Regions from separate parts of the Homo sapiens genome. Here region 2 is linked to region 1. A link is a loop called in an ENCODE intact Hi-C map of the cell type or tissue named here. Cell type or tissue: spleen. All regions are shown on one strand. Links, peaks and the distances in the headings refer to the core of each region. The heading gives the core; the rest is flanking DNA. Region 1 overlaps HERC3 (HECT and RLD domain containing E3 ubiquitin protein ligase 3). Region 2 overlaps FAM13A (family with sequence similarity 13 member A).

Region 1 (16,667 bases), core at 5,593-8,092:
TTGCAAAGCAGGCTTCTGTTTTTGAGTAATGGACACATTCAGATGATTTTAATACACTCTGACAGCAATGTTATAATTTTTGAAAACATAAGAGTTTCTAACATTTTTTAAAAATCATAATTATATGTATCGGAACCCTATGCTCAAATGAAGATAAATTGCTTGTACTTTGTTTTTTGGGTCTTTCGTTGTTGTTGTTATTGTTTTTAAAATAAATCTGCCCAAAATATAGAAATGAATTCTGGTTTCCCATATGTAATTTTCCATATGCTTTTTGCTATGCTGTTGAGAAAACAAAAACAAAATGTTTTATCTATACGTATTTATTGCTTTGTAAATCTGGTCTTCATTTTGATTGGTTTCCTGAGATGCATCCTATGTACGCTACAGGAGTAGACTTTCTGAAATACACAGATGTCAGTTTGAAAAAAAATAAAAGGCTTTCCCCACAACTCTATACGAAATCTGTGATACTAAGGATGAACAACCTAACAAGTCTGGCCAAGAGCCCTTCCCAAATGTCATGAAAGCTATCCATCTAGAACGGGGTTTCTCAACCTTGGTACTATTGACTTTTGGGACCAGAGGATTCTTTGCTGGGCAGGTGGGAATGAAGGATGTTTAGCAGCATCGCTGGGTTCTACCCACTGGATGCCAATAGCAAGTCCCTCCCCATTGTACCAACCAAAAATGTTACCAGAAATTGCCAAATGTCCTTTGGGGAGCAAAATCACCCTGGTTGAGAACCCCTGTTCTGGAAGGCCAACATCAGCATAATCCAGAATATCTTTCCCTAGAGGAAAAAACTAATTACTAAATATGAAATGAATTGTGTGAGCTCATCCCAGCTGCCTTAATTATAAAAGTAAATGACTTTATAATCTCTAAATGTAACCAAAGAGAGTTTCTGAAGTGACCTCCTGCAACCCAGTTAGGGACTCATTTGTGGGGAGGGGGTGGTGATGGTTGAATTTAGGAGTCAACATGACTAGATTAAGGAATACCCAGATAGCTGGTAAAGTATTATTTCTGGGTATGTCTGGGTCAGTTTTCTGTAAGAGATTGGCATTTGAATTAGTGACTAAGTAAAGAAAATCCATCCTCATTCAGTGTGGGTAGGCACCGCCCAGTCAGCTGAAAGCCCAGAACAAAAAGGCAGAGCAAAGACAAATTATTTCTCTCTTCTGGAACTAGGACATCCTTCTTCTCCTGCCCTTGTACATCAGAACTCCAGGTTCTGTGGTCTTTGCACTCCAATACTTACACCAGCAGCCCCCACCCATTTCTCAGGCCTTCAGCCTCAGACTGAGAGTTACACCATCAGCTTCCCTGGTTCTCAGGCCTTTGGACTTATACTAAGCTATGATGCTGGCTCGCCTGGTTCTCCAGATTACAGATGCCTATGGCAGGATCTCTCAACCTCCATAATCAGGTGAACCAATTCCCGTAGTAAATCCCCTCTCTTCCTCTCCCTCTCTCTAGATACATCCATCTATCTATTTATCTCTCTCCTATTTGTTCCATTTCTCTGAAGAACCTTGAGTAACACAGGGCTCGAGGGGTAGGGGTGGGATTCACACACAGAAATGAAGTCTAATTCATCTTGAGATCTCATATAGCCTGGTCACTGGCAGAAAGGACTGAGAAATAATTAGGACTTGGGATTACCAAAGATCCAAACCCATGACAAGACTCTTTTGCTGCATCAGGTTCCTGAGGGAGATATTTGCAGAAGGGATAAGGCTAAGCAAATAAACATTCTATTTACTACTGGGGAGTTCAACCTCAAATATAATTCTCTGGTGAGCTGGGCTGGACCTAAATCCAAGGAGCCCCTGAAGCCTCCTTAGAATTACTCCCTGAAATTCACTCCTTTTGAGAGAAAAAAATAAAAAATAATAAAAATTTTAAAACTGTGGGAAAGCAAACCAAAGAAATCAAGAAAATTATCTGAGGAATTAAGAATTTAGAATTATGACACATCTTAGAATACTCTGAAAATCTTACTGATGATTCTACCAATTATTTCTGAGATACAGTCTCTCTCGGTAATCTGCTTTTCTGCCATCCAGGTATGAATCAGCATTGCTCTTCCTGAAATCCTCTCATTACCATTATTAGGCTTTCCAATTTTTGCGCAAAGCATCAGCTTACTCATTAAATTAAGGCCAACCACCATCAAAGAGAAGAAAAGTCTTTCACAGCCTTTGCTGAGTAAGTATTTGCATCACATGTGGGGTTTTAAGAAACTTTTTTTAAAAAGATGGGGCCTCACTATGTTGTCCAGGCTGGAATTCAGTGGCTATTCACAGGCATGATCACAGCATCCTAAAGCCCCAAACTCCTAAACTCAAGCAATCCTCCTGTGTCAGCCTTCCAAATAGCTTGAGACTACAGGTACACGTGAGGGTTTTTTAAGGCTCTAAGTCACTTACTTTTTTTCAAGAAAACTTCCATTCCAACAGGCTGCAGAAGATAATATCTGAACAACACCACTGCTCAAAGAAAAGAAGGGAGGGGGAAGCCTTTAATAATTACAAATAAATGGTTATTTAAGCATCAATAATAAAGTAACCATCTACTCAAGGATTTCATTAATAGCAGCTCTTTGTCAGCTGAAGCTTTGGAAAATGTACATTTGCTTTAGAAAAACAGGATGTCACATCTCAAAATGAAGAAGAACTTAAGTTTCCCATGTTAGGGGAAAAAAAAGAATATCAAAGCTCCTGAAAGAAAACCTCTTGTCCCAATAATGTTCTTGAATATTTTTCTACCACCAACCATCTAAGAAGTGCCCTATCTAAACTCCAAAGAGAAACACAGAATAAAACCAAAAAAGAGAAGCCAAGCTGTTACTTCCCGAACACAGAAATTATCTTGGCAAATTAATAACTGAAAAATTACTTCTATTTTGCTGCATATCTGAGACATAAATTAAAAAATAGTGAAACAAGTGCTTATTCCCATTACCTTCTATTATACAGGCTCTGAGGAAACAGCTAATTCTGAGGGCCCAAAATGAAACTGGACATCAGGAACCCTGGGCCTTTCCATTCAGTGTAAGGAAAAGGGAAAGAATAACACAAATATACAGCTGGGGAGGGGATTACAGTAGTTTCTGTTAATCACAGAATTTAGATCAGGAAAGATCTTTAAAGATCATGTCTTCCATCCATTCATTTTATAAATAAGAAAACAGAGAACTAATGGTAAAGTGTCACCATTTCCCTTGCTGGACCCCAGCAAGCCCTCATCTCCTCTCCCCTGCGACCCTTCAGCCTGAGCTCCTTGGCAGAGCCATCCTAAGGTTAGAGGGATTCTGAAGACTGCCACAGAGCTGCTCTAGGGCGTTTCTAATGCTCTCTCACTCACAACGTTACTAGCTCAAGTGCCTCAAAGTGTAGCGTCCTGGTCATTTGGCCCACTACAATCTATGTCATAATGCAGGAACCATTATGTACGTTTCTGGGAATAACCACAACTTAGTGCACAGAGCTTGATTTATTCTTCCCAAGAATCAGACTTTGCAGAAAAAAGTGGAGAGGCTGAGGAAAGCCAATGAAAATGTGTAAAAATGTGCAAAGGAAAATTGTCCTTTAAATTTGATAAAAGCTCTCAATCCTACTTACTGTTGTTTTTTTTTTTTTCTACATGACTCTGAATTACCATCTCAATCATTATGAATAGGAAAATGCTAGAAATTATTAAGATTAGGTAAGATAACAGCTGTCTCAGATTTGGGATGTTTTGGAACATGCATACACTAAAACCCATGGGAGTTAACCATAACGCTAAGCTCTCTTAGCAGAATCACCAACTCAGGCCTTCATCAGTCAGGATTTTTAAGATCATACAATAAACAAGGCAGGTTGAGGCATATACTGTGTGTGAGAATTGGGGATCCATCCATTATGCTATTTGGGGCTAAGGAGATCAACCCTGAAATAGTAACCAAAAATAACCCACGATTCCCTATAATGTAAAACCCCATTTACATTCACAGTATCAATATGCAAGTACGGAAAATCACACTAAGCTAAAAAGTTGTAACATACTTTGTGGAAAAAAAAATGAAGACAAGCAGCCACATACTTGATTGTATTTGCATTGTTGTGTTCTGAGAGTTTTTGTCTCCAAACTGCTATGGTTTCATCATTTATTAAACTGGTATAATGTGCTTGGTTCATAGTCCTGAAGTCAACAGCAGGAGAATAATTCTGGAGAATTAAATGTAACAGTAAAAAGAAGAAATTATGTAGCATGGATCTTGTCTCCTCTCCTTTCTCCCACATATTCTCCATTTTACGTTTCACTTATGATCTAAATGCTGCAGTGTGCCGCCCAGATCCCCTCCACCCTTCAGAATGGAGGCTCCTGACAGATCCCAGCTGGGTTGCTGTCCAGGACTTGGCATTGACTGTTGCTTCACTATCACATCCAATGGCAGGTAGAGGCATGGTGTAAAGGTCCAGCCCGCTTGCCTCAACTCAGGACTGGCTGAAGGACCATCACAACTTCAGTGCTCCTCATGGGACTGGCTGAGGCCTCTGTTATAACTGAATTGCATTTCAACCCCTCCCTCTGCGCAATCCTGCCTCCTTCATCCCTCAGTAGATGTTCTTCTAGAAAGCACTCTCCCAAAAACCTTTGAGTCTCGGGTCTGTTTCCCAGAGAAACCAACTCAGTACAACTTTCCCAGACTTCTTTCCCCTTTGCTTTGAATCACTGTAACAGCAGGTTTTTAAGGTATTAGTCATCTGCCATAAATGTCCACCAAACTTCAACAAAATGTATTACAAAAGAGCCAGAGTTCAGTTATAATCTATATGACAAATAACCTATAAAAACAATGACTCTTAATTTCTTGCTTCAAGTATATAGCTATTATAAGAAAAATGGCAGAAAAAGATGTTAATAATGTATGTCCTTGAAAATTCCAAATGTTGCCCAACACTGTACATCTTTTATTCAGTGAGATTAAAGAAAAAAAACATAATAAGCACTTTCCTTTTCTAAAATTGCTTGTTTTCAACTTATTTTCCCCAAGCCTTGTTCTTGATCGAGAACTAAGGAAAGGTTGATGGTGCTTTATACTCCTATTCTCGTCTCCAGTGAAGAGGAAAAAGGTAATATTAAAGCACTCATTCATCAGCTCATGAGATTTTTTTTCTCCTTTGTACCTACACATAAAAACATAACTTTCAAAGTAAATTTTCTTGGTTACTTTCCCATAGCTTCAAGTTAACGTATCATTATGGTAGGAAGGAGTAGAGCATGTAATAAAACAGAGATGCCTGACAAAGTTTGTGATCATCTGGTTATTGATAACTATTCTACTAAAATGGCCACAGATATCTATTGAGAGAACAAAAATCATCTTGAAGTACAACATACAGGAAACTCATAATCCAAAGCAGATGCTGGAGTACACACAGAGATTGTCTTTCCACCTCCTTGTAAAACCACTGTTGTTACGTAAATTTTATTTATTTCCCCCATTCAAAGGGGCAGCTGAACATCAACTCTAACACAAACCTACAATAAAATAAAGACTTGGAACTATTTTATCATTCCTCATCATATGTCCAATAAACCAGAGATGCCTTGGGTGAAGTACAAGTTCAGAATCACTTAAAGAACCAAGAAAAAACATCATTCTTCCTGTCTTTAATACATACAGGCAAAAAAGGAAAAATTGCTCTTAGGTCAGTGTTTCTCAACTTTGGCTGGACTTTGAATCACCATGGGAGCGTTCAATAATCCTGATGACCAAGTCATACTCCAGACCAATTAAATCAGAATCTCTAGAGTCATCAGTATTTTGTAGAGCTCCCAGGTGATTCCAGTAGGCAGCCAAGGTTAAGAATCACTGTTCCAGGAAAAAGAAGATTATGAGATAGACACACACACAAACACACACACATGCACACACAATTCTAACAATCCCAACCACATTCCCTCTTCAATTCTATCCAGGGAACAAAACGACAGGAAAAGGAGATGCTATGGTTTACATTCACTAAATTCCCAAGACCTAGAATCAGTGTAGCAAAGGGGTATCTGAATATAACTCCTTCCCTCCCTTCTTTCACCTAAGGCCTGGCAGTAATGAATGAGTCAGCCTTTTATAAAAATAGAGGCTATGGCCGGGCGTGGTGGATCACGCCTGTAATCCTAGCACTTTGGGAGGCCGAGGAGGGTAGATCACTTGAGGTCAGGAGTTCAAAACCAGCCTGGCCAACATGGTGAAACTGGTCTCTACTAAAAATACAAAAAAAATTACCCAGGCATGGTAGCGGACGCCTGTAATCCCAGCTACTCAGAAGGCTGAGGCAGGAGAATCGCTTGAAACCAGGAGGTGGAGGTTGCAGTGAGCCGGGATCACGCCATTGTACCCCAGCCTGGGCGACAAAGCAAGACTCCATCTCAAAAAAAAAAAAATAGAGGCTGTAACTATACAGGTGCTTTTTCTTGGTTCTTTAAGTGATATGGTAACAGGGTAAGCATATGATTTGATCAGCCTCTGTATCTAAATAATCATCTCTGGTTAATAGTTTAAGTAAATGTGCATAGGTTTCAGTTTCAAAAGAAAGAGCAACATCTTCTTAAGTAATGTTTACTTTCCTTTTTCTTTGTGATCTTACACTTTTCATGCATACCTATCCCTCTTTCCAGTTGTTTAAACTTTAACCTGCCCTGCCTCTCTAATAGTATGCTACTTCACTTCCTTCTCATCAGTGTGTTGTTTTCCAGGCCCAAGGTGTTGATTACAATAATAAAAATCAGTTACATATATCAGATACTATATTTACAAGAGAAAACTAAATTTCATGTTAAATTTCACAGGAAAATTAAAGTTGGATACTATTGAATAACACTATTCAATACTAGTTTCTAGGGGAAATAAATACTTAAAACTCTATTACTTATGGACAAAAACTGATTATCCTCCACAGAGTCAGTGCCTTTTGTATTTTGTTTTATTGACATCTTGAAGAAACAAAGAAAAACCTCAGCTTCCTCAGGATTTCTCTGTAATACACACTCTGAGGCTGGGTCTAAAATAAGTCTAGGGCAGCAGTTCCAAATCACGCCAGATGGTAGCACTAAGCCACCTTCTTCAGGCACCTGACCTGGAAAATAGCTAATCATCAGCTTTAGCTGTCCAGCCTACAGCCTCGGGCTCCACCAGGATTTTCCAACCTAATCACAGAATCAGAATGACTAGAAGGCAAATACTTTGTGTACTTAAAGATAGCTAAGTATCAAACTAATAGAGAAAGTTTCCAAGACAGAAAGAGCCCCTGGTTTCCACAGTTGCTCATTATCTTCCCAGTCAATTCTGACTCCTTTTTCTTCACTAACAGCCCATTCCCTTGCTCCTCCAAGAGAGTATAAGGATCCATGCACCACTCGGAGCTGGTCCTGTTGAAATGTTTGCTGAATAAAAGCAGGAAGGGTGGGGAAGAAGAGAAGAGAGGAGAGAAAGCACAGGGGAAGGAGTCCAGCACTGACAACAAATCTGTGGAGTTTTTCCAGACTGAATTCCCCCAGCAAGGAAGAGTGGAAGGAATTCGAGCCCTGTCACAGAAACCTGGATCCACACTCTACCTTCAGGCAGAAAGACAATGTCACAGTGTCTTTATCCACTATAGTGATGCAGGAGACAATGGAAGGGAAATTTTGGTGTCATGTCATAAGCAGATTACAAATAATAAAATACATCTGAAAATTGTGGTACCTCTTACATACATATATATACTCAATCACATCAAACAAAGAAACCCACCAAGTTCTCAAACACCTAGCATTTGTTGCCACTTAACAGGGAAGAAAAGAAATGGAAAATCAAATAATGCCAAAGTAAGCACCAACTCCCTAGGCATCCTTTACAGAGTTTCTGGAACAAGTACAAATATAAATAAATAATTTCAAATTATAAATTAGAACTCCATAATTCCAGGAGAATTGTTGGCACTTCAAGGGAGCCAAATGGAGACAACTTCTTCCAGATTTAGTTTGCTTATTTTAAAAATAACATAGGATTGGTAGAAACAAAGAGTAACATTGCTCTTTATGTTGTAATTACTTGTTAAAAGAAATGTTGGTTCACTATTATTCCTTCCTGGAAATAAGAGTCACAAGAAAAATTTTACCTCGTATTTGGAGCAAAGTACAAAAGTCTGGTCTCCTCCAGAGAAGATCTGCTTAACGATATGATATTTAAAGCGATCTGTCAAAAAAAAAATTCCGAAAGCATATTTTTCATTAATTGAAGTTTCTCCTTGATCCCCTTTTCTACTGTCGCAGAATACACTTCAGAGTGGGTACCTATCCATTTTAATTGTGTCACAGAAGTAAGAAATCTTCTCCCCTGGCTCACTGCCTAGGACTGTTTCTACTTCAATTAAAAATAAATATATAAAATGGTATCCTCCACTCTAACTCTTCTTCTGCCCCTCCCCAACTGCCAGTGAATCCTGACCTAGTTTCTCTTTTTCATTCTAACTCTGTCATGCCACTGACCTGAAATCTGAAATGGGCACTATTCTTTATGGTAACAATTCAGCATGTGAGTGTGGTGGGCCCAGGCCCCGTCAGGACGAATCTTGCCACGGAAGGACCTCCGTTTCCTGCTCCCTGCTTTACCTCCCATCACACTGTGTCCACGGTGACATTCTCCTACTACCACGTTGCCTTTATTTCTAATACACCACACTATTTCACATCTCGGTGCCTCCCCCCTCTGCTGCCCCTGGCACATGGGATTCTCCATGAATGTGCCCACCGAGAGCACAACCTGAATGTGCTTCTGGAACTGCACCTTGGTGGTGCTCACACCAACTCCCTCACAGTCCTCTACACCTGGCTAACTCCAAATCATCCTTCGAGGCACAGCTCAAACTTCCTCTAACCACAATACTCCTCCATGCCTTCCTCTGTGCTCCCACATTACCAAGAGGGTTCCTAAAACCATGTCATTTACATAACTGACATTTACCTGCTTATGTTATAAAATCATTTTGGCAAACATCCAAGCACAAATTTAGGACCATGGAAGTCAGGTTATAATTCAACTTCAAAAATTTGTGGTTTTGAAATAACCAAAAAACACCTGAGTTGGTAAACTTTCTAAATAAATGTATTCCACGTATGAGTACAATGTCTTGGAGAAAAGAATTTACAAATTACAGAGAAGAGGACACAAAGCCATTCTTTTGCTTCTGGGAACATCACCCAGACAAAATCTTGTTTATTTATATTTTAAGTTGCACTACATTTCAGATGCTCATATATCCATTCCAAAAATGTCTACTGAGTGACAAGTTCATGCCAGGTCCTGTGCTATATGCTAGGTTTACAAAAAGGAAAAGAGTTTGTCTGTGTCCTTGAGTTTCTTATAATCCAGTACTAAAACTTATGATGGTTACTGTTTCAAACAAATTCCTGATCAAGCCATAAGTGTGTCACTTTATCGACTTCAAAATCAAAATTAATAAGTTACACTTCCTTTTAATGATTCTCTAGCTCCATTTCAGCCTCAGATTTATTATTTCAAGGTGAAGCAGTCATTCAATATTAATGACTGCCTGACTTTGATTTCCAATGAAACCAAGACTGCTATTTAACTATTTTTTAAGGGAAGAAAAAAAATGGCTTAAAAAGAAATCACATCATGTTATATACCAAAATGCCAACAGCAAAGTAGAGGTAACATAGTACACATGATTTAGAATGACCTGGGTTTAAATCCTGCCTCCAGAATCTATGTGATCTTGGGCAAATTACTTGACCTCCTTAAGACTTTGTTCCCTTATCTCTAACATGGGGATAATAACCACTAACTAGTTCTTAGATTATTTTGAGTGCTTTGCATAGTAATGAAACGTCATTAAGCATTCAATACATGCGAACTGTCATTATTAGCAACAACAATAAAATGTATACACCACCACCAAGGTCTGTGGAAACAAAATAACTGGTATAGTTTGAATGTATGTTCTGGTCAAAACTCATGTTGAATTGCAGTAATCCCAATGTTGGAGGTGAGGCATGGTGGTATGTGTTTAGATCATGAGGGCGGATCCCTCATGAATGGCTTGGGCCATCCCCTTGGTGATAAGTGAGCTCTTGCTCTGAGTTCACATGAGATCTGGTGGTGTAAAAAGTATGGCACCTCCTCTCCACTCTTCCTCTTGCTCCTGCTTCTGCCATGTGAAGTGTCTGCTCCTTCTTTGCCTTCTGCCATGACTGTAAGATTCCTGAGGCCTCCCCAGAAGCCAAGCAGATGGCTGCATCATGCTCCCTGTAGAGCCTGCAGAACTGTGAGCCAATTAAAACTCTTTTCTTCATAAATCACCCTGTTTCAGGTGCTCTTTACAGCAATGCAAGAACGGCCTAACACAACAGTATTTCCTGCTTTATTTATTCTCTAGGATCTCAACTCTACAGCTTCATGCATAGTAAGTACAGAAATTATTAATTGATGTTAAAAAATACCTTATCTTCATTCCCTCCAAAAGACCTCAAAGTAAGTAATAGATACATATTCTGTAAACAACTGTTTTCATCACTTAAAATACCTTTAAATTCCAGAGACAATCATTCTTACCAGCTCGGGCTGAAAGCTGGCCACTGTGGGCAGCCCAGTAACCCTTGACAGGAGATGGGCACTTAACATTACAAGTGTGCCCAGTTCCTAATTGACCTCTTGCTCCACAACCAAATGCATAGATGAGTCCAGAAGAAGGCACGAAGGCTAGGGTATGTTGTCTGTGAAAAAATAATTTAACTCATCAGCATAGTTTCTACTAATGTGGATGTACACTCTGACTCTGACTTTTAACTTCCACATGTGCACAGCACAGGGTGCTCCTATAGAGCCTTTCCCATGTTAACACGTGACTCTTCTTGCAGCGGCTGCTCTCCATAATACTATCCTCTAACACTCTAGATCATGAGGAGGGTGGCAAGTCAGGAAAGAGCTGAATGATCTACTGCATGTGGCCTCTAAGATGAACAGAGAGAAGCAGGGTAGACTCAGGCAAAAATTTCCAAGAAGTTCTTTGGGACTCTCTCACTTTTCCTTTCTTTATCCCTTCCCCACATCCTGCTACTCTTTATCCCAAAAGAAGCCTAATGTCTCCGTGTTGCTCTGCTTATCTAAAACCCTTCCTTGCCACACTCTATCAAGGTCTTTCTCCACATTTCACCATAGGCGTGCATGCAGTTAAGATCTCTTAAAATGACGGTGACTAGGTATAATCACATTCTTCATCACTACAAAGATAAGACCAATTTCTGGGTCCTAGTGAATACAAGCAAGCTTTGAGGAACACTCACCTGCCACAAGCAATTTGAGTTACTTCACTACCCATCAGCTCTAGAACTCTTCTAGGGTTAACCTCATCATTCATGGAGTCGTGTCCAAGTTGCCCACAGGAACCAGCGCCAAAGGTAAACACACCTCCACTCTAACAAGGAACAAACACCATAGGACTTCACTGTATCTTTAAGGGTATACCTCTAAACCCTGTATACAAAATGCCTATCACAACAATGTGCACAAGAGCACTACATTCACTTGACACTTGGCCAAAATCACTTTGTAAGGATGTTCATTAAATAGAAAAATAATAAAAAGGGAATTTCAGACTGCATCTTTATGGAACAAAGATAGCAATGCTCAAAGGAATGTGTGCCTTCTGTAAATTTTTAAAATCGTTTGAAAGTACAATGATGTGTTAGGAAGCAAAATTTTAAAAAAGGAGAAACTAGGAGCTAGGCTAAATGAGATGATTTTACATGATCATTCACATGTAAGAAATTAGGTGCTCTACAAATTCCTTGGTAAGTAAGCTGTTTTTTTAACAGCTGTATTTAAATAAATGTTAAGGCATTTTATCAAAGTGAACGTAGAATAATATTTGTTCAATATAAAAATACATTTTCATTCTCTCTAGAATGTATTTAGAAGCAAAAGAAACATGATTATTTTAAAACATTAATTAAATTGCTGTTTCTTTTTTACATATTTAAATGACTTGTTTTAAAGGAACATAGGACATCATTTTATATATATTATATATACATAAAATAACAAATAAAAATAACAAAGTGCTGTCTTTGTTCCATAAAGAACCAAGGAATTTATATATATATAAATATATACATTATATTTATATATATAATCTACATTTTTATATAATCTACATTATATGTGTGTATATATATATAATCTACATTATGTGTGTGTGTGTATATATATATATATATATATATATATATATATATATATGAAAAATCTACAAGATTACCAAAGAGGATAACAGAGACATACAAAAAAGTAGTCTTTTTCTATTCCTTTGGAAAACAACAAACCCACATAAAAGAGAGCATTCAAGTTCAAGCCACAATACTGTAATCACACACCATCACTACACTAACATAATCAAGCAATTCTAATCACCCATCATATCCCCAGCACCAAAGTAAAATACTCTGAGCTCCTTACCTTTGTGAGAACTGCTGTGTGTTCTTCTCCACAACTAATATAGACAACTTTTTGCGTGCGTAAGAGTTTTACATGGCATGGAGATTCTCGATCTAGAATAAATTAAATATCAGAATATCACTACCATTTGCCTTTGAGATGAAATATACACAACTATCTTGGCATGAATTTTGGATTCCTGGATTCCTGACGCATGTTCAGTTTCCTGCCTGCATCTGTACTTGGATATCCAACAGACTTCTCAGTTTTAATTTACCTAAAACCTACCTCATGGTTTCCCTACACTCTCCAACCCTGCCCACTCTCCAGCTCACTTTACTACACACGGTTTTCCCCATTTCAGAAACAGTCATTTTGCCCTTCCAGCTGTTCCTTTATTTCAAACCACACATCCAACAGTGAACAAAACCAACTGGCCTCATCTTCAAAATATGTTTAAAATCTGACTTTACTCCCACAACCTCCAAGCTGGTCTTCCAGCTTCCCCCTTGACCCACTACAGCCAAAGCCAAAGTGGATCACGCTTCTCCTCCAAACCCTCAGGGTCTTCCCCTCTCACTGAGAAAACCAGTTATATCCTCACCCTGCCCCTCAGGGCCCTGCATAACTGGGTCTACACGACTTCTCTGACCTGCAGCTGTGCTACTCTTCCCCTTCTCTCCAACTACATCTCTTCCCACATGAGCACCTTTGCACACCCAGTTCTCTCTGACAGGAACATTTTTCACCCAGACATTTACATGTCCCATCTCCCACCTGATTTCCTACAGGTTCTGCTCAAACATTTTCTTATCAGAGGGGCCCTTCCCCACCACCTTATGTAAAGCAGGAAGCTGCACTCTCAAATCCTGTGTATTTACTGGTTTTGTTGCACCTCTACTCACTAGAATACAGTCTCCACTAAGACGAGGATGTTCTCTATTGTGTTCACTGCTTCTCCCTTAGTATCTCACATGGGGCTAGCACATAGTAGATCCTCAAGAAGCATGTGTTAAATGAATGTGCTTTTAAACTAAATACATACATATGAAGGGTTTACCTACCTTTTTCATCACTGAGCCCTAGCTGCCCGGCATTATTCATCCCCCAGCCAAAAACAGCTCCTGAGAGAGACAGGGCAAAGCTGTGAGCCCCTCCGGCAGCCACCTGAGCCAGTGGGATCCCCTCCAGGGACCTCACCCTCTGTGGGCTGGCTTGGGAGGGGAACTCCTTCCCTAAGCCAAGCTGCCCATGGCTGTTCTTTCCCCAGGTGAAGAACTGGCCATCTGAAATAACAGGATAACTGGTATTACCATAAAATGATACAAGCTCCACACACAAAAATAATCTAGTTATTAGGGTCATTTGCCAGTTGCCCCCCAACACCAAACCCACCCAAGAGCAAAGGAACAGAGATACTTCATGCTATCAGACTGCCAAAACCAAAACTCCCAAGTGATATAACAGAGAGGTAAGCTGAGTCTTACTGCCCTTCAAAGGCTATTAAAATTTATACACAGAAAATATTAAATGTATAAGTAAATTCAATTTCGGACAGGCCAATTACCAGGCTTAAGCAAGATCACACTAGTTCTGACCACACTAAGACTATGAGACCCAAGACTTCGGGAGGTCCAGCAATGACCACTTGGTCTGCTCTGCAGATAATCAAGCAGGACACAGAAGTGCAGATTTATTTAGGTTTCTCCAACTCCTTCTTTTTCATTCATTTGGGAGCTTGATAGTGGAATGTAGCTTGAGAGTTGGCTGTCGCTAAGAAAAATCAATCTCCTCCATGCTCAGAACACCTAGGTATGGTCCTGCCCCCTGCTTATCTTCCCCTGTGAAAGTTGGAGCAGCAATGATGACCACCTACTTCATCACCCACACCCTGAGAAAAGGATGAGCTATGCAAAGCCCATATGAGAATTGTCACTGTCCAACAGCAATGCATAGACCCTAACCAGTTAATTCAAAGTTTTCAGTTAGATAATATCACACAAAAAGACAAAGAGAAATGTTTTCAAAATTAACATAGCATTAGCATATGTTTAATGTTACTTTACCAGCCGCAAGAGCCAAGCAATGCCAGTTGCCACAGGAAACTTGTAATATTGTTTGCTGGTTCAGCTTTTGTATTAACCTAAAACAGAAAAGGCTTTCTTTTTCAGATAGATATTCACACACAAACACAATTATCAGAAATATTCCCAATTAAATAAAATGTCAGTAATAAATAACACCATCTTGCCTAAAAGTCTTTTTAAGGCCAGGCACAGTGGTTCACGCCTGTAATCTCAGCACTTTGGGAGGCCAAGGTGGGCTTATCACCTGAGGTCAGGAGTTCGAGACCAGCCTGGCCAATATGATGAAACCCCATCTCTACTAAAAATACAAAAAAAATCAGCCGGGCGTTGTGGCACATGCCTGTAATCCCAGCTACTCGGGAGGCTGAGGCAGAGAATTGCTTCAACAATTCCCCATCACCATTACTCTTGTCACAATCAGTTGTAGAAAAGAAGCAGGTCAGAAGAACAAAGACAGATAATAGAGAAATTGTACCCTTGAGGTGGGGAAGAGGGAGTCCATACAGTGCAAGCACATACTGTATTTTACCTACTTGTCTCCTTCTATCCTCCCCATAACCCTGTAAGGTACATAGTAAGTAATTTTTAAGTTAGGAAACTGAGGCTTAGAAAAGTTAACCTGCCCAAGGTCATTCACCTTACAAGTAAAAGAGCCAGTATTGGAATCCAAGGCTTGTTTGACATCAAAGCTATGTTACTTTCCACAATACAAAGGTATAAATTAGTGAATTTATTTCAATTAACTTATAATAGAAAACTATATACAAATCAAAGTCTTGGAAGTCATCCATAATTTGAACATGAATAATGAATATTAAGCTATTACTGTAGAACAGATTACTTCATTTTTAAAAATGAAATGCCGTTAAAAACCTTAATTGTGTTTTGGTCATCAACAAATGAAATATTTTTGCCATTAATGTTATAAACATTTTCCCTAGTATTACACACAACATAACATCTAGCACTTCTTTTTTCTTACTGCCACTCTTCCTCTCCCCACAAAATTAAATTAATTTTTGGAAGAAATGAATCTAAGACATTACCTGTCCTAAATCAAGAACTGAATCAAATCACTCTTACCTCCATGGTCCTCTTATTTAACACAACTTTTGATTAAAGAGACAAAAATCTAACAAGGGCAAAAAAGAAGAGGAAGAAGAATATGCTGTTCTTTAAAGGGGACGATAATTAGGCAGAGGAGGAGAGGCCATTTATTAAATTTGTACTCAGCAATGTATGTGATAGGCACTCCTAGCAATGGTGATGCTAAAATAAATCATCCAATTATCCTGCCATTAATAGCTCACATCTTTGTAGTAAAAACAGATATTAAATAAACAATTACAAAGAATGTGTACTATAGTAGTGGTATGTGGAACACCTGTAGCACAAAGGAGTAAGAATTGAATAAAGGAAATAAAATGGCAGCTCTTTGATCATTAAGAACCTTCAACAAACTGAGACACCACCACTAAAAAGTCCATTTGAAAGTAACTTCAATATTTGGGATGTTCTCTTAGTGGCAACTATTAGATACTTAGCTAAATCATCTAAGGTTTAGATTTAAGTGAATCTTTAAGAGACTCAAAACCTACTGTATTAACATTTTTGCATTAAAGAATCTATGTATATCTGGTATTTTAGCTGTTTGTAATGCTTAAAGTGATTTGGCCTATCAGAGTAACAGGTCAGCTTTGTGATTCTATTTTAAAGTACTTAATTGAGTAATTCAGACTTGCAATTTTCAGTTGAAGGTTAATAAGCCTACGATGTGAAAGATGTCTTTTTTATTCAAACATTTATCGACTGCCAGGCACTCAGCAAGCAAACAGGCTACTAGAATAAATAAAGTACAGTTCCCAACCGACTCACATTTTTGAAACAGAGACAGACACTTCTATAAATAATTGCAACTTTTGTGACAAGTGTTTTAATAGTATAAGGCACAGGAGTGGTGCAAAGGAAATAGCAATTAAATGAAGAAAACAGAAGAAAAACAAGGAGTCTAACAAATCAACAGCAGGAAATAGCATTTAAAACGACTGACATTTGAAAACCTTCTTACCTGGGCACTGCCACAGAAT
Region 2 (16,667 bases), core at 7,923-10,422, 360 kb before region 1:
ATAATTTTTTCTTCATTTCTAAACCACTATTAAGTTGCTGTTTTGTGATAATTAGCACATAGCTTAAAATCAAATATAATAGGAGCTCTGAAATGTATGAGAGTAACTCTGCTTCATGAAGTCATCCAAATATCCCCCTTTTCTGAATATTTTTGTTACAGTCATAACTTTCTACAATTTTAGAGTAGGAAAATTTAAAGGTTATATGGTCTGGTAAGCCTCATGTGGGTACTGGCTATATTCTAGCCTCATAAGAGGCTTTAAAAAACTGTATGGATTCTTCTTCTCAGAATGTGATATATTCATGCCCAGGATTATAAACTTTCCCTAGTTGAACATCACGAATTATCATAAGAGTTGTGGGTGGGAGATAATCCTGAGGGAAAAGAGTTGTTCAGATAAATGGGACAGAGACAGGAAAATATTATTGAGGAGCATTAAATTCAGTCACTTCTATTTGTACCTTATATGACTGCTAGTTTGGTCCAGTGGAATCAGGAGGCTTGAGGACCACAAGACAGTTCTTGGAGCTGGGTATTTTTTTCTGAAATTGCTGGAAGTATATTTATTTGGGGGAAGGTTCAAAAAAACCTTGTTGGAAAAGAAAGACTAAGGTCAAAGCTAAAAAGAAAAAAAAAAAACAACATCATGTGAAATCAGATCTAAGGGGCATTTGCTAGGCCAAAAACAGAAGGCAAGATTAGGTTAAGCAGCTGGGTAAATATAGGAACAGGAAACAAAACTCTAAATTTTCAGGATTTCATATTTGACCAGGGACGGAATGCCTTTGTGTTGGATGCTAGCTGCTTGATTGTTGGATAAGTTTCTGAAGCTAAAGATAAACTTTTGTATAGTAGAGGAGACAGACCTTGAAAGCTTTAAATGATTAAGCTGGCATCTCCCAATAGAACCTGATATTCCACAGAACTTAAGGGAAAGGCGTATCGTATTCGTTACCCATTTGCTGCATAACAAATTACCCCAAAACATAATAGATTAAAACAATAGTATTTATCATTATCTCATAGTTTCTGTGGGTCAGGAATCCAGATACATCTTAGTTGTGTCCTCTGTCTTAGAGTTACAAGGCCGTGATCATGGTGTCAGCCAAGGCTTCAGTCATATCAGGACTCAACAGGGGAAAAATTCCCTCCCAAGCTCATTCATGTGGTTGTTGGCAGGATTCTGTTACTTGTGAGCTGTTGACCTGAGGGTTTTCAGTTATTCACTGGTCGTTGGCCAGAGACCACCTTTAGTTGTTTGCCCGTGGCCAGTAGCTAATAAAGTACATCAGACAGACAGAGAGAGGGGGAGAGAGAGAGAAAGAGAGAGAAGCATGATGGATTGTCAGTCTTTTATAACTTAATCTTAAAATATGACATGACATCACATTTGCTGTATTCTGTTGTTAGAAGCAAGTCACTAGGTCCGGCCCACACTCAAGTAGAGGGGATTATAATGGGTGTGGTACGAGAAGTGGGGATCATGGGAACTATTTTAGAAGCTGTCTGCCACACAGACCAACTGGTATCTCTTCCATTTAGGTGGTGCCCTGGTCCTAGTCATTGTTAAATACTTTTAATATCATCCCTAGTGTCACAATTTTTTTCAGAATTGGAGCTAAAATTCATATCAACTTTTGATATTGATTTTCTTCACAGCCAAATAATATGTATATGTGGAAGAACACAAACATCTCACCAGACTTCAAAGTCCATGAGGGTAATGATAGTGTTGAATTTTTTTTCTCAGGATTGATTTTTTTTTATTACCTAAGATAATGTCAGGCACTTATTACATGTTTGTTGAATTAAAGAACTTAAAAGTATTTTATTAGATTATAAAATAAAATAAAATTAGCTTCCTCTTTTGCTTTAAAAAGAGCAATACAATTACCAGTTAAGGGAAAGAAGCAAAGGCTGATATAAATTATCACCTCCCCTCTAAAAAATCCTGATAGGCTTCAATGTCATTATGTCATTGCTAACATTCACCATTAGACTCTCAAGAATGTCACGTTAAATCCTGGCCTGCTCTTTCTTAGAAAGATTGTTTCTTACACTTTCAAAGTCCTCTACTGCCTGACACATTCACTTACATGGTGTGTAGCACACTAAGCTGGAAATCATTATCTTCTGCCGTAAACCAGCTACTCTCCTATCCCTACCCCCTAATCTTATCTTTTACAGTGTTTTTTTTTTCCTGTATTCCTACTTTTCAAAACTTTAAGGTTACCTTTCAACCCTTTCCCTCTCCCTTTTGAACCAAGTTACCAAATCATCTTTATTCTTTGTTTTTCACTTCTTTTCCACCATAATCTCAGTTTACTACCTTAAAATAGAAGATAGTTTCCATAAGGCAGGTCCTCTCCATACTCTACTTCTTAGCTAGCTAAATCTTCCTAAAACCCTGATTATATTTTGTCTTTTTCCTCACTTATTGCTCCAGTGATAAGGCCTTCACTCTTTAACTTGTCACAGACCCTTTCCTGTTTCTCCATTTTATTATCCCATCATTCTTTGACCTAGGCACCCCACATTGTCCTCTGCCTACCTTTCTTTATGTTTTCCTATGTCTACTTCTCAATTCATATTTTTGTTTATCTTTGTCAGGGGTAGATCAAGGTTTTGTGAGTCCAGATGCCTAATCTTCTGAGACTTCTTTAAGAAAAAGAATATGATACTAAGAATACAGGATTAGGGACAGAGCTTGTAAAGGGCCCAAGAAAATGAGGGGCCCTGAAGCTCAAGCTTCATTGGTTTCACAGCGTAACAGCTCCAGCCCCTCTGTGTTGCTTTAGCCAAAGGTTAAGTTTACCTCCTCCAGGAGGCCTTCTCTGATAACCTCAGCTGACACTGATATCCCCCATCAACTGACTGAAGGCAAGGATCTTGTCTTATACCACTTTGTAGTTTCCTAGAGTCTTACATTTTGAATTTAGTGATAACTGAAAAACTACCCCTTATTTCTTAAACTATTACACAGGTAATTACATAGAGTTTAAAAGTTTCTTAAATACATGTCATTTAAAAAGTAGTTGTTCATGAAGTGTTAAGCTGCTGTTAGAGCCCTGAGTAAGTTTTTGTTATGTGCTCTAGAAGATTATATAAATGAAATTTCTTTGTGTACTCTGTTTTGCTCTATGTTTATATATGCCATAGCCTTATTTTTAGAAGCTGGGTTTTATACCAATCATATATGATCTTTTAAGCTGACATGCAGTGGATATGAACATTTATTATTCTAAGGAAAGTTTTACAAAATGTGAAAATTACACAATGATTGATAATTACAGTGTTGAGAGAATCATATGCTGAGATTTCTTTCTTTGTGTTGTTATCATTCTTTACGTTTCATGTCTGTGAGAAACCTATTTATTTTCTGTGCCTACTTTGCTCTTCCAGGACTTACCCAAGAAGGTCTTTTTAGGGTGAATGGTAACGTGAAGGTGGTGGAACAACTTCGACTGAAGTTCGAGAGTGGAGTGCCCGTGGAGCTCGGGAAGGACGGTGATGTCTGCTCAGCAGCCAGTCTGTTGAAGCTGTTTCTGAGGGAGCTGCCTGACAGTCTGATCACCTCAGCGTTGCAGCCTCGATTCATTCAACTCTTTCAGGGTTAGTACAATAAATCCTTTTAGGAGTTAAAACAACTTTACTAGGCTGGGCACGGTGGCCCACACCTATAATCCCAACACTTTGGGAGGCTGAGGTAGAAAGATTGCTTGAAGCCAGGAGTTGAAGACCACCGTGGGCAACCAAGCAAGACCCCCATCTCTACAAAAAAAAAAAAAAAAGGGCAGAAAAAAAAAAACCAGTTTTATTTTTAGTAAACATACTAAATATTTAAAATTTAAAAAGTTTTTAAATATTTGTGGTCTTTCCATAACCACCACCTTGTTATTTTACTCCAGGCCCTCATCCCCTATGTAAAATCATACTAGACTGATTATGAAATACCGTTATTAAATGAAATTTCTGATACCATTAACATGTGACTACTTCAGTAACGTAATATTGAAAATCCCTGATGCTTTTGGGCCAAAGACATGTTTTTCTGACTAATGACTGTCATAAAAGGAGTGAGATCAAGAATAATTTAGAAAACATTAGAGAACAATAAAGGAAATATTCATTAAATTGTGGTTGCTTAATGACCTTTGAGACTGAAAGCTCACTGGTGTACTTGCTTTTTCTCCTAAGCAAGATTGAGTCCTAAAATAATTTTGTTCATTTCGTGAGGTAAAAATTGATTTTTGATTGTAGTATTAAGTGATTTCATATGAAAGAACTTGCTTTTTTTTTTTTTTTTTTTTGAGATGTAGTTTCACTCTTGTCACCCAGGCTGGAGTGCAGTGGCACAATCTTGGCTCACTGCAACTTCTGCCTCCTGGGTTCAAGCAATTCTTCTACCTCAGCCTCCTGAGTAGCTGGGATTACAGGCACCCGCCACCATGCCCGGCTAACTTTTGTATTTTTAGTAGAGTTGGGGTTTCACCATGTTGGCCAGGCTGGTCTCAAACTCCTGACCTCAGGTGATTCACCCATCTTGGCTTCCCCAAGAGCTGGGATTACAGGCATGAACCACTGCACCTGGCCAGGAACTCGCTTTTTAAGTGTAATAATTATAGGCATAGTCATTATTGAGTTCTCCCTCCTAAGTGCTGTAAGAAAAATGGTTTACCCTTAAAACCATTTATTTTATTATTTTTCCCAAATTAGAGAAGAAAGAAGAAAATATATTTCCAAAAGTATTCGTTGCCAGATTAAGGGTGCTACCTAAAGCCACATTCCTTTACAGCAGTGGTGTACCTATTCACATGCAGTATGCTAAAGAACAGGATAAGTGAGAAGGCCAGATAGGACAAGTAAGAAAGTACCAGAAATATTTTACCCCATGAAAGACCATTTTGAAATATTAGCTAAAAGTTGTGTGGTTGTATCAGAAGAGGACACTAACTACCTCCACTTGCCATCCCCTAGGGAAGGAGACCTGTCTGTAGCTCCCCCAGGCCCTCACATCAGCAATGCCTCCTGCCCTGGCCTCTTCTCACTTCTCTGCAGCCCCTGGCCTCCCGTGGTGACCTCCAGGCAATCCTTTTGGAAGATTACTCATGTCTTATTTCTTTCTTCAGAGTACCTGGGCAGTCCTCAGGAAACACATCTTTGCCACATTCTTGAAATGGAGGTCAGTCACAAGGCAGAGCCCTGCCTTCTTGTGCTGCCACCCAGGGCACCCATAGCCAGACTGTCTGTGTTAGACTCTTTGACGAGTTTTAGACTCTTCAAACTACCCAAGTGATAATCTGATGACCCTCACTTGGCTTGGGAAAGTTAGAGGAAGCATTATATTTCTCTAGCAACTCTCTCCCTTCAAAGAAATCCTCACTCTCTAATTTTTAACTTCAAATTTTAACACTGAATTTCCTGCTTAAATATCTTTGTGGCCTGTTGATGGCCCAAGGCCGCCAGACCTGGGTTTGGTCTCACCTTAATAAGTTCTATATAGCTCATCTAGCATTTTTGCTTAGAATGGGTGGGCCCATCACAACCTTTATTTTTATCTTTGAGGCCTCAACCCCAAATTGTATTAATTTGCTACATCTGCCCTAACAAAATACCACAGACTGGATGTTACAAGCCTAAACGAGAGAAATTTATTTCTCACAGTCCTGGAGGCTGCAAGTCCAAGATCAAGGTGCCAGCAGTGTTGGTTTCTCCTGAGGCCTCTCTCTTTGGTGTGCAGATGGCTGCCTTCTCACTGTGTCCGCACGTGGCCTTTTCTCTGTGTGCACTCTCCTGATGTCCCTTCCTCTTCTTATAAGGACACTAGTCCTATTGGATTAGGGACCCCATTATAATCTAATTTAACCTTAATTACCTCTTTAAAGGCCCCAAATACAATCACATTCTGAGGTATGGAGGTTAGAGCTTCAACATATGAATTTTGGAGGGAACACAATTCAGTCCTTAACAGTGATGCAACAGGAAAAATCCCAGAAGTTTTACCTATTTTCAAACCTATTATTTTTTGTAATCTTAGCTACTTCATTTTTGAAAAAAATGATTTTATTTTTTGAAAAGGCATAAAATCATTGAATTATTAAATATTATATTTTATTGAAAATAGTGATAAAATATGAAAGCAAATTTGCAGAACAGTTTGTTCTGGTTGTCAACGGTGCTTTTAAGCTTTGTATGTCAGTGAGTGACATGTTCGAGGCTTGCTAATTGGAAACTTTATGAACTTTTTCACGATATGTATGAAGATAACCATTCCTTCATAAAGGTGACAATTCCTCCTATTTGGAAACATTAAATCCTTTTTACAAGGAATATTTTATCCATAGGGAAGGGAAGTTTTGAGATAAAGTTTGGAAAATTATTGTAAAATAATGTCTACAGGAGTTGACGAATATTTTATGCTTAATGCAAAATATTTGGTAGTCAGATATCTTTAGTATTCTTAATATTATTCTATAGTATTCTGTATTATTAAGTATTCTTAGTACTCAAAAATCCTATAAATTTCAAAGGCTTTTATCACATTTCCAGAATAGTTTTCATTTGATATGAGTATGTACTGTTTTATTATTTTTATTACTATTTATAGAATTATTTTGTAATCATTTAGGTCTTTGTGAGTCGCCATATTCTTTATGACGTGATTCCTCAGTCATCAGAAAGTTGATAGGTGTCATAAAAGCAAGCAGTATCATTCTAAAAGCAAGACTCATTGTATAGTCAGCCTTTAGGTTATGTGAGGTTATGCACAGGTAACAAATTTTGAATGGGAAGAGAGGTTAAATTTTTGCTATGTTGGTATTATTCTTCCATTCCCTTAAAATCTCTGGTTAGATTTGAGTCATTCAGTAAAAAAAAATTACAGTTAAGCATCAATGACATAAATACTTTCTGAAAAATACATTATTAGGTGATTTCATTGTTGTGTGAACATCATACAGTATACTTACACAAGCCTAGATTGTATAGCCTACTACACACGTAGGCTATATGGCATAGCCTGTTGCTTTTAGGCAACAAACCTATACAGCATGTTACTGTACTGAATACTGTAGGCAGTTGTAATGCAGTAGAAAACACTTGTGTATCTCAACATATCTAAAAATTGAAAAGGTACAGTAGGCCTGGCCTGTGGCTTATGCCTGTAACCCAGCACTTTTGGGAGCTGAGGTGGGCAGATTGCTGGAGCCCAGGAGTTTGAGATCAGCCTGGGTGACATGGCAAAACCGCATCTCTACAGAAAATTAAGAAATTAGCAGGGCGTGGAGGCATGCACCTGTAGTCCCAGCTACTCAGGAGGCTGAGGAGGGAGGATCACTTGAGCCTAGAAAGTCAAGGCTGCAGTGAGCCATAATCATACCACTGCACTCCAGCCTGAGTGACAGAGTGAAACCCTGTCTCAAAAGAAATAACAATAAAAAAGAAAACAGAAAAGGTACGTAAAAATATAGTATAAAAGATTGTTTAAATGGTACACCTGTATAGGGCATTTACCATGAATGGAGCTTGCAGGACTAGAAGTTGCTCTGGGTGAGTCAGTGAGTGAGTGGTGAGTGAATATGAAGGCCTAGGAGATTACTGCACCACTGTAGGCTTTATAAATCTTGTACACTTAAGCTAAACTAAATTTATTTAAAAATTTGTTTTGTCTTCAGTAATAGACCTTAGCTTACTGTAACTTTTTTACTTTATAACTTTTTAACTTTTAAAAACATTTTGATTCTTTTAAAATAACACTTAGCTTAAAATACAAATACCTTGCATAGCTCTACAAATTGTTTTCATCATATAATTTTAATATTTTTCTATTTTTAAAATTTTCTTTTTTCTTTTTTTACTTTGTAAAATTGTGTTTTTTTTTTTTTAAACTAAGGCATAAGCACAGATGTGAGTCTAGGCCTACAGAGTCAGAATCATCAATATTACTACCTTCCACCTCCATATCTTGTTCCAATGGAAAGTCTTCAGGAACAGTAACACTTGTGGAACTGCCATCTCCTACAATAGCAATGCCTTCTTATGGAATACTTCCCGTAGTACCTGCCTGAGTCTGTGTTACAGTTAACATACACATGTGTATATGTATGTATGTATATGTGTATGAGTCTGTGTTATAATTAACATACACGTATATATGTATGTATATGTATATGTGTATCTAAGTCTGTTATAGTTAACATACACATATATATGTATATGTATATCTGAGTCTGTGTTGCAGTTAACATACACGTATATATGTATATGTGTATCTGAGTCTGTGTTACAGTTAACTTTATATATATATAAACTTCATACATATAAATAGAATGAGTACACTCTAAAATGCACTTTATACATATATGTATAAATAGAATGGGTACACTCTAAAATAATAAAATGTATAGTATAGTAAGTTTTCACTTAATGTTGTTGATAATTTCTTGGAAACTGCAACTTTAAGTAAAATGATGTATCAGGAAATAAATTTTATCACAGGCAGATTAATACAAACAAAAGTTAAGTATCGGGGTAACCCGCCCCCGATAATTCAACATGAGTCCTTTTCTATTTTTCCTAAGTGTCAGCCAGTCTGAGAAATAAAGGGAAAGAGTACAAAGAGAGAAATTTTAAAGCTGGGTGTCCGGGGGAGACATCACATGTCAGCAGGTTCCGTGATGCCCCCGCAAGCCGCAAAACCAGCAAATTTTTATTAGTGATTTTCAAAAGGGGGAGGGAGTGTACAAATAGGGTGTGGGTCACAGAGATCACGTGCTTCACCAGGTAATAAAATATTACAAGGCAAATGGAGGCAGGGTAAGATCACAGGACCGGGGCGAAATTAAAATTGCTAATGAAGTTTCAGGCACACATTGTCGTTGGTAACATCTTATCAGGAGACAGGGTTTGAGAGCAGACAACCAGTCTGACCAAAATTTCCTCGTCCTAATAGGCCTGGGAGCGCTACAGGAGACCAGGGCTTATTTCATCCCTTATCTTCAACCGTAAAAGACAGATATTCCCAGAGCGGCCATTTTAGAGACCACCCCCTAGGAACGCATTCTCTTTCTCAGGGCTGTTCCTTGCTGAGAAAAAGAATTCAGCGATATTTCTCCTATTGCTTTCGAAAGAAGACAAATATGGCTCTGTTCTGCCCAGCTCTCAGGCAGCCAGACTTAATGGTTATCTCCCTTGTTCCCTGAACATTGCTGTTATCCTGTTCTTTTTTCAATGTGCCCAGATTTCATATTGTTTAAACAATTTGTGCGGTTAACGCAGTCATCGCAGGGTCCTGAGGCGACATACATCCTCAGCTTATGAAGATGACAGGATTAAGAGATTAAAGTAAGACAGGCATAGGAAATCACAAGAATATTGACTGGGGAAGTGATAAATGTACATGAAATCTTCACAATTTATGTTCAGAGATTGCAGTAAAGACAGGTGTAAGAAATTATAAAAGTATTAATTTGGAGAACTAATAAATGTCCATGAAATCTTCACAATTTATATTCTTCTGCCATGGCTTCAGCTGGTCCCTCCATTCGGGATCCCTGACTTCCCACAATAGTTAAGTTCTGATGGCATGATTCTGGTTACAAAAACATCACCAAACTTCTAATTGAAGACCCAGAACACTTCTGTTATTAAACATTGAAATAAATGTGAGGTACACTTACATTTAAGAAATACTTTTTAAAAAATAAGAATTATTTCCCCAGTTTTTGGTAAATAGTGAGTGATGGCTGTCATAGTGGTAATGGGTTAAATCAAGGAATAGGTATTTGTGAAGTAAAAGTTGTCAGCAGCACCTCTTCCCACCACATAGTTCAAAATCAATGGCAAATACGGTAGGCTTACTGAGTGCGTTCCTACTGCATCGTTTATTGTCATGCATCTGTAGGATTACCGTCTACGAATTTTTATTTTACAATCATTTGTATTCATTCATTTATTCATTCATTCATTTTCTAACCTGCCTTTTCCAATTCAGGGTCGTGAGTGGCTGGAACCTACCCCAGCAGCTCAGGCACAAGGAGGGAGTCAACCCTGAGCAGGACACTATTGCACCACAGGGTGTACTTACCCCCATGCCCACACTCACTCAGACTGGGAACATTTAGACATGCCGATTAACCGGTCATGCCCATCTTTGTACCCAGAGAAAACTCATGCAGACCTGGGGAGAAGGCACAAACTCTACATAGACAGTGGCTCTGGCTGGGAATTGATTATTTTTTTCTCATCAGCGTTAGAACAAAATGACCTTGAATGAAATGTCGTTATACTTGCTGTATAGTAACTACATAAACCAGTAACATAGTCATTTATTATTGTTATCAAGTATTATGTACCGAATCTAATTGTGTATGCTATACTTTTATAGGACTGGAAGCCAGTAGGTTTGTTTACACCAGCATCACCACAAACACATAAGTAATATGTTGCAGTAGGACGTTATGATGGCTATGACATCACTGGGCAATAGGAATTTTTCAGCTCCATTATAATCTTATAGGACCATAGTCATATATGTAGTCCCTCAGTGACCAAAACATCATTGTGCAGTGCATGACTGTAATTGAGCAACTACTAGTTATGTAAGCTGCCAAATAGAGGGAATAATGTATGCATTAGGCATCAGACAATATAGCCTCTATAAAATAAACTTATTTTTTCATAATTCAGATAGAAGATAGGTAAAAAGGGTTACTGTGTTTTATACATTTTATATATATGTATATATACTGTGTTATATGTATATACTGTGTTTTATATATATATACTGTGTTATATATATATATATTTTATTGTCTCTATAAAATAAACTTCCTTCTTTCATATTTCAGATGAAAGATAGGAAGGATTACTGTGTTTCTTGTTGGTTTATCCTGTGTGAGGTACCCTTACAGTACAGGGTGGACGTTGCAACTGAGCACCCTGAAGCCGGGGATGGTAAAACTCTTTACACATAGTTGAATGGGTTTTGCTTTTAATGCCCATTAAAAGCAGATGCTGCGCTTGCCAGTAAACAGTATTCTCATCTCCCACCCTTTCTACTATACATCAATATGTGATAAAGTTGTTTTGATGTAATTTCCTCAGGGGTGACTACCCTGCTTTCATAAATCCATCCTCATAATAACAGATTAAATTGTTTTCTTGGTATTCTGTCACAAGTCAATGCTACATTTCTTTTTTTTTTAATGTTGTTGTAGGCCTTTGAATTATATCCTGTGTAAACAGCAAGTGATTTCATAGTTGAATGTGCTTAAAATTTTTCAGATCAAAGTCCTCTCTTCCATGCTTTATAGGATGGAGTTCTGGAGCCCTAAGTATTTTTTCAGACATTTAGGCTAAACCAAACTGCCAGTGAGAACAGTCTGGATGTCTGTAAGCATCCCTGACCCTTAACATCTTGTAGATGAACAGTGGCCCTCCATGGGAGAAAACTGTTTAAATTCATTCATTTCTATAACAAATTATACACTTTGGATGTGTCTGATGTCTGAAGCTCTGAGATTCTATGGGTTTTAGTTAGCAAATCAGTATACCTGCATGACAGATTTTTATCAAAGACTTCTTTCTCTATTTTATTTCTTCCAGAACCTTTCACTTCTTTCAGAGGCCTCACAATACCTCTCAGAGGTTTAGACAATTTATATTTAAGAGACACACTCGAAGGGACCTTCAGTGATCATCCTTTCCTATTGCCATGTTAGGCTTCTCTCTGACTGCAGCAACTCATCTTCCTTAATCAAGGTTTATAGTATGATTATCTCAGCTTGGTGTATTCCATGCCTTTTGATCTTTTATCCTTATGTTGGTAGGGCAGTAGTATATGTACTTTTTATTTTTGTAATCTCATGTGTGTTTTGGAAATAGGTGTGAATTGTAAGCCATAAAAAGATTGCAGAAGAGGATTCATTTAATTTAGGATTAACTAGAAATATTTTTAATTGACTGTTTCCTGTGGAAAATTCTTCTCTAATATAAATGTAAGTAGTTCTAGATCATAGTTGAGTATTTTTATTGTTATTTGATGACTTGGAATTAGATCATCCATCAGTATTTTTTTTAGTAACTTCTAAATAGATACTGAGTAATACAAAGAAATGAAAAATTAAACATCTTGATTTTAAGGAGTGTGTGATTTAATTGAGGAAGTAGAAGATATGTTGTATATATTCTACAATAGTGCTTTAAATGAACAATAAAAACATCCAGTCAGTGGTAACTAACAAGGAGGGAAGAAAACCAGCCTGGATTATGGTGGTCAGAAAACACTTTGTGGGAAAAATAAGATTGGAGACAACATTAACTTGTATGGAGAGGAAAATCTTTTAAGTGAGTTAAGGACATGAGCAAAAACACGGTAAGACAGAGTTATCTGACAGAGCTATCTGTAGCTAGAAGAGATTAGCAAAAGATACCATTGAAAAAGTAGGTTGAGGTTAGGTGGTATAGGGTCTTGAATATTAGTGTTAAATTAATATTTATATATAAATAATAAAATGTTTAAGAAAGATCTCACATAATAGAAGCAGTATGTTAGGCAGTGCTGTGTAAGATGGTTAGATGGGAAGATGCTACATGCAGAGAGAACATCTAGAAGGCTAACAGAAATCTAGGTCATAGTCCTATAACCATCTGTATCAGATAAATAGTGGACAATGAAAATTTTTTAAATTGTTGTAAATATATACGTAACATAGCATTTACCATTTTAACCATTTTTAAGTACAATTCAGGGACATCAAGTATAATCTCAGTGTTGTGCAACCATCACCACTATCCAGTGCCAATACTTTCTTTGTCATCATTCCAAAAAGAAACTCATCATGGGATTTTAAAGGAAGGTTACCAGAGACAGACAGAAAACATGAAGAGAACATCGTAGCTGGTAATTATTAAGATAATGAGGATGGCCAGGCATGGTGGCTTACACCTGCAATCCCAGCATTTTGGGAGGCCGAGATGGGAGGATCACCTGAGGTCAGGAGTTTGAGGGCAGCCTGGCCAACATGAGGAAACCCTGTCTCTACTAAAAATACAAAAATTAGCCAGGCGTGGTGGCAGGTGCCTGTAATCCCAGCTACTCAGAAGGCTGAGGCAGGAAAATCGCTTGAGCCAGGAGGTGGAGGTTGCAGTGAACCGAGATCGCACCACTGCACTCCAGCCTGGGCAACAGAGCAAGACTCCATCTCAGAAAAAAAAAGAAAAGATAATGAGGGTAAGAAAAGTCAGAGGTTTTGAGATGACCTGAGAAACTGTGTTAGGAAGGGGTAGTCTGGTGGCCTGACCCTGGTGTCTGTACCTTTGATGGGGTCCACAGAACCACATGATGGCAGAGGGCCAGTTTATCAGATGGTTGTGAATACATACTAATAATGAGAAAGAAATTTGTGAGGTGAGTTGTAGTAGCACCAGGGAAAGATCCCTGCAAACTTAGTGTTTAGATAAGGCCAGAGGCAACTACTGTTCCTTTGTCTTCAGTTATTCAAATCTTTTCTTTTCTATCTGTACACAGGGTAGCACCTTTACATTTTAAAGTGCTTCAGCTCCTCAGACCTGATCTTTTGTCCTGAAAGGAAGAGACAGTCTTCAACTTTCTAGGAACTTTCTGTGGCTGCCTAATGCTCTTTCCCTACCTCCAGGCAAATTTGGGACTTAGCCCAAAGGCTTAGGTGCTGTCTGTTACACTTGGTAGTGTCAACCTTAAATGATGAAATTCAGAAAATATGATTAAGTTTAGAGTTTATTCGGTACAAAGCCTGGGGATAACCACTCGGGAAACACAGACTCCAAAGGAATGGGGACAGAGGTTCAAAGTAGAGAGGTTAAAGTTTTACTTATATAGGCAGAGGCAGAGTAGTTTAGCAGGGTTACAAATTTTTCCATACAAGGTCAGTACATACTGTATAGAGGACCCCTGACATAACTATCTCCATCCTAGAAAAAGACTCTTATTTTATATTTCACAGGACACATTGCCGACAAGGATAAGATCCTTTGCTTAATAAACAAATAAAAAATAAAGACTGTGTCCAACCAGATATGGACACAAACAGGCACCAGTTCCTACCAGTTCTCACCAGAGGACTCTGACTATAAAAGATTAGGTCTTCAGTAGCTCAAAAGGGCCGTCTTAACTGACACTGTTTTGTAGTTACTCATGATTAAGAGCTTGGCATCTGTTGCAGAAGGTTCTGCCACCTAAAATACTCTTCCTTGCAAGACCAACAGACCGCTCAACCCAGACTAGGACTCCTTTGGTCTTCTTCACTCTCCCTGGACTGGTTTGTCAACCCTTTTCTCCTGTCTCTTCTTCCTCTTGATATTAAATGTTACTTTGTTGTGGAATGTTTAACGTTATTTATATATTGCTGAAGTTTACTATTATATATGGTTTGCAATATTGACTGAGTTGTGAAGTGGTTTGAGCCTGTGTCCCCACAACTCTGACTACCAAATTAACAGGAAGTACTAAGGAAAATTGCCTTCTTGGGAATTCCATGTAGCTCATGGCTTTTGTGATTGGAATAACATTAATAAAAGCCTGGCATTGTGGAAAGACACAGACATGTGTGGATCTGGTTTTCTCTAACCTTGCATAGCTCATAGCACATACATTATAGCAATTTGATTGATTATAGCTTATTACAGCCCAAGGAAGACTGCTTTAACATTCTGTAAGGAGAGGTAGTGGCGTTGAAGGGAGTCTTATCTCTGGTACCTTTGGGTCTTTCCTAATCATCTACAGTACAAGAATACAGAGGAAAGTTAATCTGTAATCAGAGAAGCAGAAGTTGCAACTGCATGCTACGTGACTCAGGCCACATATTCTCATTTCTCTTAAGGTTCAAGTAATTTAAAGTTCCAACAGCTTTTAGTTTTAATTAATTTAATTTTACAGTAGGATCTGATGATTTCGTGGTGGAGACTTTATTAAATATCTGTCTCAGAGATCGTGTTTTGTTTTGTTTTTTTTAAAGAAAGGGGAAAGATCCTGATGTGACATCTTGACAGTTGATCCTTTAATAAACCTAATGGAAGTTAACAAAGGAAGATTATTTGGGGGCCGTGACGAGGAGTTCATTTTAAATGGATGAGTAAAATGAAGGTTAGTGCTTATGAGAGGGATTAGGACTAAAGATGTGCATTTCATAGTCATCTTTGTAGACTCATCAGTGTTTATAATTCTGAGCATCAATTATGTTTGGACAATATTGTAGATATAAATAGATAACAATAAGCTAATTTTATATATTTCTTTAATCACAATTTAAGTGCCTGTTTTGGGTCAAGATTTTGCCTAGGTGCTTTACTTGTGTTTGTGTTTTTATCTCCATTACAGCTATTCCTACAAATATTTCATAGATAAAGAAAGTGAAGCTCAGCTCAGTGAGGGCAAGTTACTTGCCAAAGAACAAGCAGGTAGATTGTGCAGAGTTGGGATCTGCCTGGCTCCAAAGCCTAGCCTTTTTATTTTATACTGCTTGTATTAATCAGCTAGGGCCACCATAACAGAATAATACAGACTGGGTGGCTAAAACAACAGAAACTTATTTTCTCACAGTTCTGGTGGCTGGAAGTCCAAGATCAAGGTGCTGGAAGTAGTTTCTGGTGAGGGCTCTTTTCTTTCCTTGCAGATGTCACTTTCTTGCTGTGTCCTCACGTAGCCTTTTGTCTGTGCTGGAGTACTCCTGATACCTCTTTCTCTTCTTATAGGGACACCAGCCCTATTTGATCAGGAGCCAACCCTTGTGGCCTCATTTAACCTTCCTTGCCTCCTTAAAGGTGCTGTCTTCCACTGTGGGCACATTGGGGGCTAGGGCGTCAATCTGTGAATTTTGGACAAAATTTAGTCCATAACACTGTGCTTTTTAAAATTTATTAAATTTGATAAATGTTTGAGTGAAAAACAGTAAAAAAGCCTGCAGTGGGATGTTAATTAGATAGTCTCTGGGGTATAAATTATTATAGCATTGATCTCCGACAGATCTCGGAAATCCTTAATGTCTAGTGAATTTAGAAGTAAGGAAAAAGTTTAAAATAAATGAAATGCTGTGGAAAAAAATGATACTGAGGTGTTTTTTGTGTTTAATATTGATCCTTTTTGAGAATATACTTGTTCGAGTGACTGATGACAGTAATGGGTGCCGTTAGGTGACTACTTATTGCTTAGTTTAATACCTAGTAGATATTTTACTTATATAATCTGTTTTAATCTTAGCACCAGCTCTAATGTGATATTGGCAGTATAATCTCCATTTTGAAGAAAGTGCTTATAGCATGTGCCTTAGAGCATAGGCTTTGGCTCCATTCCAATAGATTTCAAATCTCAGTTTGCCATTTGCTCTCTGCATTAGTATGGCCAAGTTACTTACCCTTTTTGTGCCCTAGTGTATCTGTTAATGTATTTCTGTATAACAATGACTCCAAAATTTAGTGGCTTGAATCAGTAAACATGTATCTTCTCTCACAGTTTCTGTGGGTCGAGAATTCAAGTGTGGTTTACCTGGGCAGTTCTGGTTCAAGGTCTCGGGAAGTTGTGGTCAAGAGGTTGGCAGGGGCTACAGGTATGTGAAAGCTTGACTGGGGCTCGAGGATCTTTTTCCAAGGTGGCTTACTCACATGGATGACAATTTAATGCTCGGTCTTGGT

Evidence for each region. A loop is a pair of places that touch in the nucleus more often than their neighbours do. Peaks named below come from ENCODE experiments on the same cell type or tissue, not always from the same donor. Only the 100,000 strongest peaks of a DNase experiment are listed, where the experiment ranks them.
Region 2: a loop joins it to region 1, with 3 times the contacts of the local background. A loop is called at or near these places in 19 of 110 quality-filtered maps.

The regions. Positions count from the first base shown.
Region 1 is chr4:88,649,981-88,666,647 of GRCh38, reverse strand. HERC3 (HECT and RLD domain containing E3 ubiquitin protein ligase 3) reads right to left here. Exons shown (of 26, transcript NM_014606.3): 4 at 16,649-16,667; 5 at 14,560-14,636; 6 at 13,558-13,779; 7 at 12,515-12,606; 8 at 11,344-11,474; 9 at 10,613-10,773; 10 at 8,157-8,233; 11 at 4,093-4,217; 12 at 2,436-2,495. Among named protein-coding and RNA genes, the nearest start is that of NAP1L5, 40 kb to the left of the region's middle. RefSeq lists an enhancer at 1,474-2,673. In spleen, for the core only: a CTCF peak has its summit at 7,072; no DNase peak of the experiment used is centred there; H3K27ac peaks cover 485 bases.
Region 2 is chr4:89,007,407-89,024,073 of GRCh38, reverse strand. FAM13A (family with sequence similarity 13 member A) reads left to right here. Exons shown (of 24, transcript NM_014883.4): 3 at 3,405-3,614. Among named protein-coding and RNA genes, the nearest start is that of FAM13A, 41 kb to the left of the region's middle. RefSeq lists an enhancer at 15,139-16,338. In spleen, for the core only: no CTCF peak of the experiment used is centred there; no DNase peak of the experiment used is centred there.